Regions from separate parts of the Homo sapiens genome. Here region 2 is linked to region 1. Evidence: read pairs that join two places in POLR2A ChIA-PET (ENCODE). Cell type or tissue: Panc1. All regions are shown on one strand. Links, peaks and the distances in the headings refer to the core of each region. The heading gives the core; the rest is flanking DNA. Region 1 overlaps CCDC62 (coiled-coil domain containing 62). Region 2 has its middle 19 kb from the start of MIR9902-1.

Region 1 (2,500 bases), core at 1-2,500:
CACGAGGTCAGGAGTTCGAGACCAGCCTGGTCTGTCACTACTAAAAATACAAAAATTAGCCAGGCGCGGTAGTGGGCGCCTGTAATCCCAGCTACTTGGGAGGCTGAGGCAGGAGAATCACTTGAACCCAGGAGGCAGAAGTTGCAGTGAGCCAAGATGGCACCACTGCACTCTAGCCTGGGCAACAGAGCAAGACTCCGTCTCAAAAAAAAAAAGTTATTATTCTCAATACCTAGAATTTTAAATCTAGGGAAGTGAATACATAGACACAGCTTTAAAAATCAGAATCTAATATGAAAAGATGTTCAACATCACTAATTATCAGGGGAATGCAAATCAAAACCACAATGCGGGCCGGGCGCAGTGGCTCATGCCCATAATCATAGCACTTTGGGAGGCCAAGGCGGGTGGATCACTTGAGGCCAGGAGTTTGAGACAAGCCTGGCCAACATGGTGAAACCGCGTTTCTACTAAAAATACAAAAATTAGCCAAGCATGGTGGCGGGCACCTGTAATCCCAGCTACTCGGGAGGCTGAGGTAGGAGAATTTCTGGAACCTGGGAGGCGGAGGTTGCAATTAGCCAAGATTGCACCATTGCACTCCAGCCGGGCGACAATAATGAGACTCTGTCTCTAAACAAACAAACAAAAAACCAAACAAACAGAAAAACCACAATGCAGTACCACCTTACTCATGCAAGAATGGCCATAATTTAAAAATCAAGAAATAATAGATGTTGGCATGGATGTGGTAAAAAGGGAACACTTTTACACTGCTGGTGGGAATGTAAACTAGTACAACCCCTATGGAAAACAGTGTGGAGGTTATCCATAAAGAACTAAAAGTAGAACTCCGATTTGATCCAATAATCCCACTACTGGGTATCTACGTGGAGGAAAAGTATATGAAAAAGACACTTGTACACACATGTTTATAGCAGCACAATTCGCAATTGCAAAAATACGGAACCAGCGCAGATGCCCATCAATCAACTAATGGATAAAGAAAATGTGGTATATGGGCCAGGCATGGTGGCTCATGCCTATAATCCCAGCACTTTGGGAGGCCGAGGCAGGCAGATCACCTGAGGTCGGGAGTTTGAGACCAGCCTGGCCAACATGGTGAAACCCTGTCTCTACTAAAAATACAAAAAATTAGCTGGGTTTGGTGGTGCATGCCTGTAATCCCAGCTACTCAGGAGGCTGAGGCAAGAGAATCGCTTGAACCCAGGAGGCGGAGGTTGCAGTGAGCCGAGATCGTGCCATTGCACACCAGCCTGGGCAACAAGAGTGAAACTCAGTCTCAAAAAAAAAAAGAAAAGAAAAAAAATTATAGCTGAAAAAAAATCAAAATTAATGTTTTAGCATTTCATCTGTCTGTCCAGAAAGAAGTTTTTTGTTTGTTTGTTTTTGAGTTGGAGTCTTGCTCTGTCGCCCAGGCTGGAGTGCAGTGGTGCAATCTCAGCTCACTGCAACCTCCACCTCCCAGGTTCAAGCGATTCTCCTGCCTCAGTCTCCCAAGCAGCTGGGATTACAGGTGCGCATCACCACACCTGGCTAATTTTTTTTTTTTTTTTTTTTTGAGACAGAGTTTTGCTCTTGTCTCCCAGTCTGGAGTGCAGTGGTGCGATCTCAGCTCACTGCAACCTCCGCCTCCCGGGTTCAAGCGATTCTCCTGCTTCAGCCTCCCAAGTAGCTGGGATTACAGGCATGTGCCACCATGCCCGGCTAATTTTTTTTTTTTTTGTATTTTTAGTAGAGACGGGGTTTCGCCACGTTGGCCAGGCTGGTCTCGAACTCCTGAGCTTAAGTGATCCGCCCGCCTCGGCCTCCCAAAGTGCTGGGATTAAAGGCGTGGCCCCCCACGCCTAGCCAAGAAGTCTTTATGTGGAGTAAAGTTTTATAAAAGTTTTACATGGGGTAGCTGGGCGCGGTGGCTCACACCTGTAATCTCAGCACTTTGGGAGGCCGAGGTGGGCGGATCGCCTGAGGTCAGGAGTTTGAGACCATCCTGGCCAACATGGCGAAACCCCGTCTCTACTAAAAATACCAAAAAAAAAAATTAGCCGGGCATGGAGGCGCATGCCTGTAATCCCAGCTACTGGGGAGGCTGATGCAGGAGAATGGCTTGAACCCGGGAGGCGGTGGTTGCAATGAGTGGAGATTTGGCCACTGCACTCCAGCCTGGGCGACAAGAACGAAACTCCGTCTCAAAAAAAAAAAAAAAAAAAAGTTTTACATCGAGTAAAATCTTCATAAAAACGTGTATTGACCCAGTAAGCACTTTCTGGATTTGTGTTTACTTCTATCAAACCTGCATTTCATATGCGGTTTCCTCAGAACCCAGTTTGATAAGCTAAAGCGTACAGGCATTTCGGATCTTTTCAAGGTAAGCATATCAGCATTTCAAAGACACTGGGGAAGCAGAGAGCCTGAGCAGCGCCGTCCCCGCCCCCATCCCTCCTCCTCTCCCCTCCCTCTCTCCGCTGAGTTTTCATAT
Region 2 (8,114 bases), core at 5,332-7,831, 150 kb before region 1:
TGTCTGGGGACTCCAGCTACCAGTCATCTCATCAGCATATTAAAAGACAATCACCACACTCTGGGGATTTCAAGGGTCTTAAAAGCTCTTGTGTCAGGAACCAGAGACTAAGAATAAAAATAATCGCAAAGGATGTTCACCTATCCTCAGGAAATTGCAAGGGTTTTAGAGGCTCTGTGTTAGAAACCAAGGGCAGAGATCAAATATACATTTCTCCTGTCGCACTCCCCTTCTCCCTCACCCCAGTGAGATGACACCTTTAGAGCGCTTTCGCTTCCCCTCTCTTCCATTTCCCCTGCCCCCTGTTCCCTGAGAGACTCATGAAACACATCTATTCCCCACCCCACTTTCTGAGGTTTGGCTGAGATAATCTAGCATTTCTTATAATTTCCCTTATGGGATATCCGTTTGGTTTCAATAATCCTCTTTTCTAAGGGTCCTTCTCTATTACACAAATCCCCAGTCTATCCTGTTCCATTTTGAGTTAAAATGTCATCTGCCTATGTTCTTTTTTTTTTTTTTTTTTTTTTTTGAGATGGAGTCTCACTCTGTCACCCAGGCTGGAGTGCAGTGGCATGATCTTGGCTCATTGCAATCTCTGCCTCCCAGGTTCAAGAAATTCTCCTGCCTCAGCCTCCCAAGTAGCTGGGATTACACGTGTGCACCACCACACCCAACTAATTTTTGTATTTTTGGTAGAGACAGGTTTCGCCATGTTGGCCAGGCTGGTCTCAAACTCCTGACCTCAAGTGATTTGCCTGCCTCAGCCTCCCAAAGTGCTGGGATTACGGGTGTGAGCCACCGCGCCCAGCCCTGCCTATGTTTTGAACATGGTTTTCGCTCTCTTTCTTTTTCCCTTTGTTAAGTCTTCTTTTCAGGGCTATTTGCAGCTTGATCAGGTCTTTTCCAAGTAGTGCCATCAGATGGAGGGTGCGCCAGGGTTGTCTCTGAATTTTCTTTTTTTTGAGACCAGGGTCTTGCTCTGTTGCCCAGGCAGGAGTGTAATGGCGCAATCATGGCTCACTGCAGCCTCGACCTCCTGGACTCAAGCAATCCTCTCACTTCAGCCCCCAAGTAGCTGGGACTACAGGCACATACTACCACGCCTGGCAAATTTTTTGGTATTTTTTGTAGAGACAGGGTCTCACCATGTTGTCCAGGCTGGTCTCAAACTCCTGCACTCAAGTGATCCCTCCCACCTCAGCCTCCCAGGGTGTTGGGATTACAGACGAGAGCCACTACGCCTGCCTGATTTCTTGAGTATCTTTGAAAATCTACCTGTTGCTTCAATTGATGAAAAAAAAATTTTTTTTCTTTTTTTTTGAGATGGAGTCTGGTTCTATTGCCCAGGCTGGAGTGCAGTGGTGCAATCTCGGCTCACTGCGACCTCCACCTCCCGGGTTCAAGTGATTCTCCTGCCTCGGTCTCCTGAACAGCTGAGATTACAGGCACCTGCCACCACTCCCAGCTAATTTTCGTATTTTTAGTAGAGACGGCATTTCACCATGTTGGCCAGGCTGGTCTCGAATTCCTGATTTCAAGTGATCCATCTGCCTCGGCCTCCCAAAGTGCTGGGGTTACAGGCGTGAGCCATTGCGCCTGGCCAAAAAAAATGTTTTGAGAACAGAATAGAGGATTCTTGGATTGCTGTCCTTTCTCTCCCTTCTCTGTAGATAAGAAGTGTAGATTACTCTCATCTTTCAGTAATGCAGATGAAGTCTGATTCTAGTCTGAGATTTTTCTTTCGTATCTTCTTTCTCTGCTTGACACTTGTAAACTGTTGTTTTTTTTTTTAATCTTTCTGAATTTTTACCAGAATAGGCCTCCAGAAGAGTCTTCTCAGTGCAGCCAGGAACTCAGTGAGCTCTTTTAATCTGCAGTCTCAGGTCTTTATTAGTTTTGAGGAACTTTACTTCTATGATTTATCTGTTGCATCTTCTCATTTTAGAACTCCTATTATGTACATATTAGTTCTTCGGGAGGAAGGATATCCTCCCACCCTTCTTTTTTTTTGAGACGGAGTCTTGTTCTGTCACCCAGGCTGGAGTGCAGTGGCTCGATCTCAGCTCACTGCAAGCTCTGCCTCCCGGGTTCACGCCATTCTCCTGCCTCAGCCTCTCCAAGTAGCTGGGACTACAGGCACCCGCCACCACGCCCGGCTAATGTTTTGTATTTTTTAGTAGAGACGGGGTTTCACCGTGGTCTCAAACTCCTGACCTCGTGATCCGCCCGCCTCGGCCTCCCAAAGTGCTGGGATTACAAGTGTGAGCCACTGCGCCCGGCCTATCCTCCCACTCTTATATTTTCTCACAAGATCTCCATCTCTTTGTAATGTTGCTCTGTTTTGAGATCTTTCTTGTACTTTATCTCCCAGACTAATTTGAGTCTCAGTTGAGGCCCTACTGGCTTTTAATTCTTAATGGAATTTCTTAGAGCTAAAATAATCATGTATTTTAGCTCTAAAAGGTCATTTCTTTCTTTTTTTTCTTTTCTTTTTTTTTTTGAGACGGAGTTTCACTCTTACAGCCCAGGCTGGAGTGCAATGGTGCAATCTCGGCTTGCTGCAACCTCCGCCTCCCGGGTTCAAGCTATTCTCTTGCCTCAGCCTCCCAGGTAGCTGGGATTACAGGCATGCGCCACCATGCCCAGCTAATTTTTGTATTTTTAGTAGAGACTGGGTGTCACCATGTTGGCCAGGCTGGTCTTGACCTCAGGTGATCTGCCCGCCTCGGCCTCCCAAAGTGTTGGGATTACAGGCATGAGCCACTGTGCCCAGCATGAAAGGTCATTCCTATGCTGTATTTGGATTTCCTGAAGGTCTCTTGTTTATTACTGTTTTTAATTCAGAGATGCCCCTGTCTGCTTCAGCACTGTGGGTTCTCATTTCTCTGTGGGCTCCTGTGTCTGGGTGCTGGGGCCCCTTCAGTGGGTCGTTAATCCTCTTGGTCAGTCACTCGGTCAGTCAAATCCGGTTGTTGATGCTTTCCTACATGGGTAAATCCCCAGGTAGAAGTAGGTGGAACAGCCTCTGCTGCCATGGGCTTGGGACATAGTGTGTCCGGAATTGGTGGGTTCTTGGTCTTACTGACTTCAAGAATGAAGCCGCGGACCCTCGCGGTGAGTGTTACAGTTCTTAAAGGCAGCGTGTGCGGAGTTTGTTCCTTCTGATGTTCGGATGTCTTTGGAGTTTCTTCCTTCTGGTGGGTTCGTGGTCTCGCTGGCTCAGGAGTGAAGCAGCAGACCTTCGTGGTGTTACAGCTCTTAAGGTGCATGTCTGGAGTTGTTCGTTCCTCCCGGTGGGCTCGTGGTCTCTCTGGCTTCAGGAGTGAAACTGCAGACCTTCGTGGTGAGTGTTACAGCTTATATAGGCAGTGTGGACCCAAAGAGTGAGCAGTAGCAACATTTATTGCAAAGAGCAAAAGAACAAAGCTTCCACAAGGTGGAAGAGGACCCTAGCGGGTTGCCTTTGCTGCCGCTGGCAGCCTGCTTTTATTCTCTTATCTGGCCCCACCCACATCCTACTGATTGGTCCATTTTACAGAGAGCCGAGTGGTCTGTTTTGACAGGGTGCTGATTGGTGCGTTTACAATCCCTGAGCTAGACACAAAGGTTCTCCACATCCCCACCAGAGTAGCTAGATACGGAGTGTCCACACAAAGGTTCTCCAAGTCCCCGCCCAGAGTAGCTAGATAGAGAGTGTCCATTGGTGCATTCACAAACCATGAGCTAGACACAGGGTGCTGACTGGTGTGTTTACAAACCTTGAGCTAGATACAGAGTGCCGATTGGTGTATTTACAATCCCTTAGCTAGACATAAAGGTTCTCCAAGTCCCCACCAGACTCAGGAGCCCAGCTGGCTTCACCCAGTGGATCCTGCCCTGGAGCCGCAGGTGGAGCTGCCTGCCAGTCCGTGCTGTGCGCCTGCACTCCTCAGCCCTTGGGTGGTCAGTGGGACTGGGCGCCATGGAGCAGGGGGCCGTGCTCCTCAGGGAGGCTCGGGCCACGCAGGAGCCCACGGAGGGGGTTGGGGGAGGCTCAGGCATGACGGGCTGCAGGTCCCCAGCCCTGCCCCGCAGGAAGGCAGCTAAGGCCCGGCGAGAAATTGAGCACAGCAGCTGCTGGCCCAGGTGCTAAGGCCCTCACTGCCCGGGGCCTGAGCGGCCGACCGGCCGCTCCGAGTGCGGGGGCCCGCTGAGCCCACGCCCACCTGGAACTCGCGCTGGCCCGCAAGCACCGCGCGCAGCCCCGGTTCCCGCCCGCGCCCCTCCCTCCACACCTCCCCGCAAGCTGAGGGAGCGGGCTCCGGCCTTGGCCAGCCCAGAAAGGGGCTCCCACAGTGCAGCGGCGGGCTGAAGGGCTCCTCAAGTGCGGCCAAAGAGGGAGCCCAGGCAGAGGAGGCGCCGAGAGCGAGCAAGGGCTGTGAGGACTGCCAGCACGCTGTCACCTCTCAGTAGAAGCTGGTAGAATTCCCCTGGGGCTCAGAAAACAGTACCTCAAAATGAAGCCTTGATCTGCAGCCTCAGAAGCAAAAGCTTTTCCCTGACTCTCCCGTGTCCTCCTGCCTGGAAGTCCCGCTTTTCCCCCGAGGCCAGCCGTAGAAACTAGAATTCCTCTTTCCCAACGCCAGCCATAAAACCTAAAAATATGATTCTAATTTCCCCTCCATCTTTCTGTATCAAAACTGGCCATTGAAAAATGGCCCACCTTGTTTCACTGTAGCTCATAAGACCCCCATTCCACAGCAGGTCCTGCCCCATACCCTGAAGGAAGGAATGCTGTTCAGAGAGGCCAAGAAGAATCCAGGTGGACAGGCCTTGCCATCTCTTTACACTGATTGCTACTGAGTCCAGCCACGTTAGGTGATTTTTTTTTTAGACGGAGTCTTGCTCTGTTGCCCAGTCTGGAGTGCAGTGGCGTAACCTCTGCTCACTGCAACCTCCACCTCCCGGGTTCAAGAGATTCTGCTGCCTCAGCCTCCTGAGTAGCTGGGATTACAGGTGTGCACCACCATGACCGGCTAATTTTTGTATTTTTGTTAGACACAGAGTTTCACCATGTTGGCCAGGCTGGTCTCGAACTCCTGACCTCAGGTGATCCGCCCACCTCTGCCTCCCAAAGTGCTGGGATTACAGGCGTGAGCCACCACGCCCGACCTAGGTCATACTCTTTTTGTCCAGTTATATTTCTACACAGCTGTCCATAGTTTGTTAAATGTAAGCATAAAAATAGACAATTTCCCCTGTGTCTTTTGGTCTTTGTTCAAAAGGCTTCTCTATCTATACGCTAAATAAATTTATATGCCTTTTTTCCTATTAATTTGCCTTTTGTGAGTTGACTTTTCAGAGGACCTACATTTTGGTGTGGCGAGCAGGGTCACCAAAGCTGCTCTGCTCTTCCGGAAGCCACAGAAAAGGGAACCCAGGAACCAGATCAGCTGGCAAAAAGGTAAGAATTTCTTACCAGTTAGGGTCCCAGCCTCTCTCTCTGTGCAGTATCATTGGGTGAATGGTAAAACTCACTGTTTATCGCTTCTGCAAGGTTTTGATTAATGGGAGTAAAATATTTCTGGGTGGCTAGTCTTGATATCTGGTGTGCCTTTCCCTTCCTTCCTCCCTTGATCCCTCCCTCCCTCCCTCCCTCCCTTCCTTCCTTCCTTCCTTCCTTTTCTTTTTTTATTTTCAGAGTCTTGCTGTGTTGCCCAGGCTGGAGTGCAGTGGCACAATCTCCGCTCTCTGCAACCTCCCCTCCCAGGCTCAAGCAATTCTCATGCCTCAGCCTCCAGGGTAGCTGGGATTACAGGCTCATGCCACCATGCACAGCTAATTTTTTTTTTTTTTTTTGTATTTTTAGTAGAGGCAGGATTTCGCTATGTGGTCCAGGCTGGTCTCAAAACTCCTGGCCTCCAGTGAGCTGCCCACCTTGGCCCCCCAAAGTGTTGGGATTACAGGCGTGAGCCACCGTGCTCAGCCTGGTGTGCCTTTTCTTTTTCTTTTTTTTAGAGTCGAGGTCTCACTCTGTCACCAGGCTGAATTGGTGTGATCACAGCTCACTGCAGCCTCAAAATCCTGAGCTCAAGCAATCCTCCTGCCTCAGCCTCCCAAGTAGCTGGGACTACAGCCGTGTGCCACCGTGCCTGGCTAATTTTATTTTTGTTTCTTTGTAGAGATGAGATCTCCCTGTGTTGCCCAGGCTAGTCTAGATTAGAACTTCTGGGCTCAAGGGATCTTCTTGACTTGGCCTCTGAAAGAGCTGGGATTACAGGTATGAGCCACTGCACCCGGCCCCATGGTTTTTTGCTTGCTTTACTTATCTATTGGTACATAACAAATTAGCTCAAGATGTAATAGCCTAAGCCATCTCTGATGGTTTCTAGGAGTCAGGAATTCAGGTCTCTGCTATACATATCTGGGACCTCAGCTGGAGTCCCAAAGGCTGGGGCTGGGACCATCTGAAGGCACAGTCATGTACAGGTCAGCTGTCAGGATGGCTTCATAATTTGTGGTTTTCAGTGAACAGTGAAACACAGGGTTCTGGTTGAGAAACGATAAAGAATGTATTGGGGGTAGAGATGGAGAGTGATTAGTAATGGAAATGGAATGTAGTGATGTTTGCACAATTCTGTGAATATGCTGCAAACCATTGAATGGTTCACTTGCAATGGGTGAATTTTATAACATATGCGTTATATCTCAATAAAGCTGTTTACAGATTATGAAGAATTTCAAAATGGTGATGGCAGAGTATTTAAAAGGGCCAGGGGCTCTTCTTAGCACACGGCTCTGTGCCTGATACCAGGCCACACGTCTGTGAAGCTTGCCCACTGCTCTCAGCTGAGGGCCTAGTTCAAAGTCTCAACCAGAGCAGCCCCACGGGGTCTCCCCATGAGATCTGGGCTTCCGCCCAGCATGGCGGGCCAAAACAGAGAGAGAGAGACAGAGAAGCCAGTATCTTTTTTTTTGAAACAGGGTCTCACTCTGTCACCCAGGCTGGAGTACAATGGTATGATCATGACTCACTGTAGCCTTGAACTCCTGGGCTCAAGCGATCCTCCCACCTCAGCCTCCTGAGTAGCTGGGACCACAGGCACTCACCACCACGCCCGGCTAATTTTTTAATTTTTACTTTTCATAGAGGCAGGGTCTCCCTGTGTGGGCCAGGCTGGTCTTGAACTTCTGGGCTCAAGTGATCCTCCCACCTTGGCCTCCCAAAGTGCTGGGATTCCAGGCGTGAGCCCCAGTGTCTGGTCCCCTACCCCTTTTATGCCCAGCTTTTAAAGGCACATAACATCACTTCCACCACATTCTACTCATTAAAAGAAAGTCACTAAGTCTGGCCTGCATTCAAGGGGGAAGGAAATCAGACTCTGTCTTTTGAAGAGAGGAGTTTCAAAGAAATTATTGATATATTTGAAACTACCAAATTGGCCTTCATATCTAGGCTAAGTGATGTTTCATGGTCTCCTGCCTAGCACATAGGAGACAAAGCCCCATGTGAATTTTCTTGCCAGGCCCCAACAGAAACCAAGGCTGCATTTACACTGTGGGAACCAACTCTGGAAGAACAAGCAGGCTAAAACCAGTTGGGGAAGGAAGTCTTGTTTCAGGCTTTTTTCCCTCCCCTCTAAATTCCCCTTCTGTATTTTTTTTTTTTTTTTTTTTTTTTTTTGAGACAGAGTCTCGCTCTGTCGCCCAGGCTGGAGTGCAGTGGCACCAATCTCGGCTCACTGCAAGCTCCACCTCCCGGGTTCACGCCATTCTCCTGCTTCAGCCTCCCGAGTAGCTGGGACTACAGGCATCTGCCACCACACCCGGCTAATTTTTTGTATTTTTAGTAGAGACGGGGTTTCACTGTGTTAGCCAGGATGGTCTCGATCTCCTGACCTTGTGATCCGCCTGCCTCGGCCTCCCAAAGTGCTGGGATTACAGGCGTGAGCCACCACACCTGGCCCCACTTCCATAATTTTTCTAATCCTTTTGTGGCATTTCTTCATTTAAAAAAATAAATCATGATTCCAGAGATAGATCTACTGGTGTTTGCTGGGGGCGGGGAAGGGATGAATGGGGAATGAATGATTGCCAGTGGGCACAGCGTTTCTTTTTGGGGTGATGAAAAA

Evidence for each region. Peaks named below come from ENCODE experiments on the same cell type or tissue, not always from the same donor. Only the 100,000 strongest peaks of a DNase experiment are listed, where the experiment ranks them.
Region 2: POLR2A ChIA-PET joins it to region 1 with 8 read pairs; 2 of 35 experiments call an interaction of 5 or more read pairs at or near these places.

Annotation. Positions count from the first base shown.
Region 1 is chr12:122,823,782-122,826,281 of GRCh38, forward strand. The region is part of intron 12 of CCDC62 (coiled-coil domain containing 62); the gene reads left to right. Among named protein-coding and RNA genes, the nearest start is that of HIP1R, 10 kb to the right of the region's middle. In Panc1, for the core only: no CTCF peak of the experiment used is centred there; no DNase peak of the experiment used is centred there; H3K4me3 peaks cover 543 bases.
Region 2 is chr12:122,672,712-122,680,825 of GRCh38, forward strand. No RefSeq gene overlaps it. Among named protein-coding and RNA genes, the nearest start is that of MIR9902-1, 19 kb to the right of the region's middle. In Panc1, for the core only: no CTCF peak of the experiment used is centred there; a DNase peak (open chromatin) is centred at 6,550.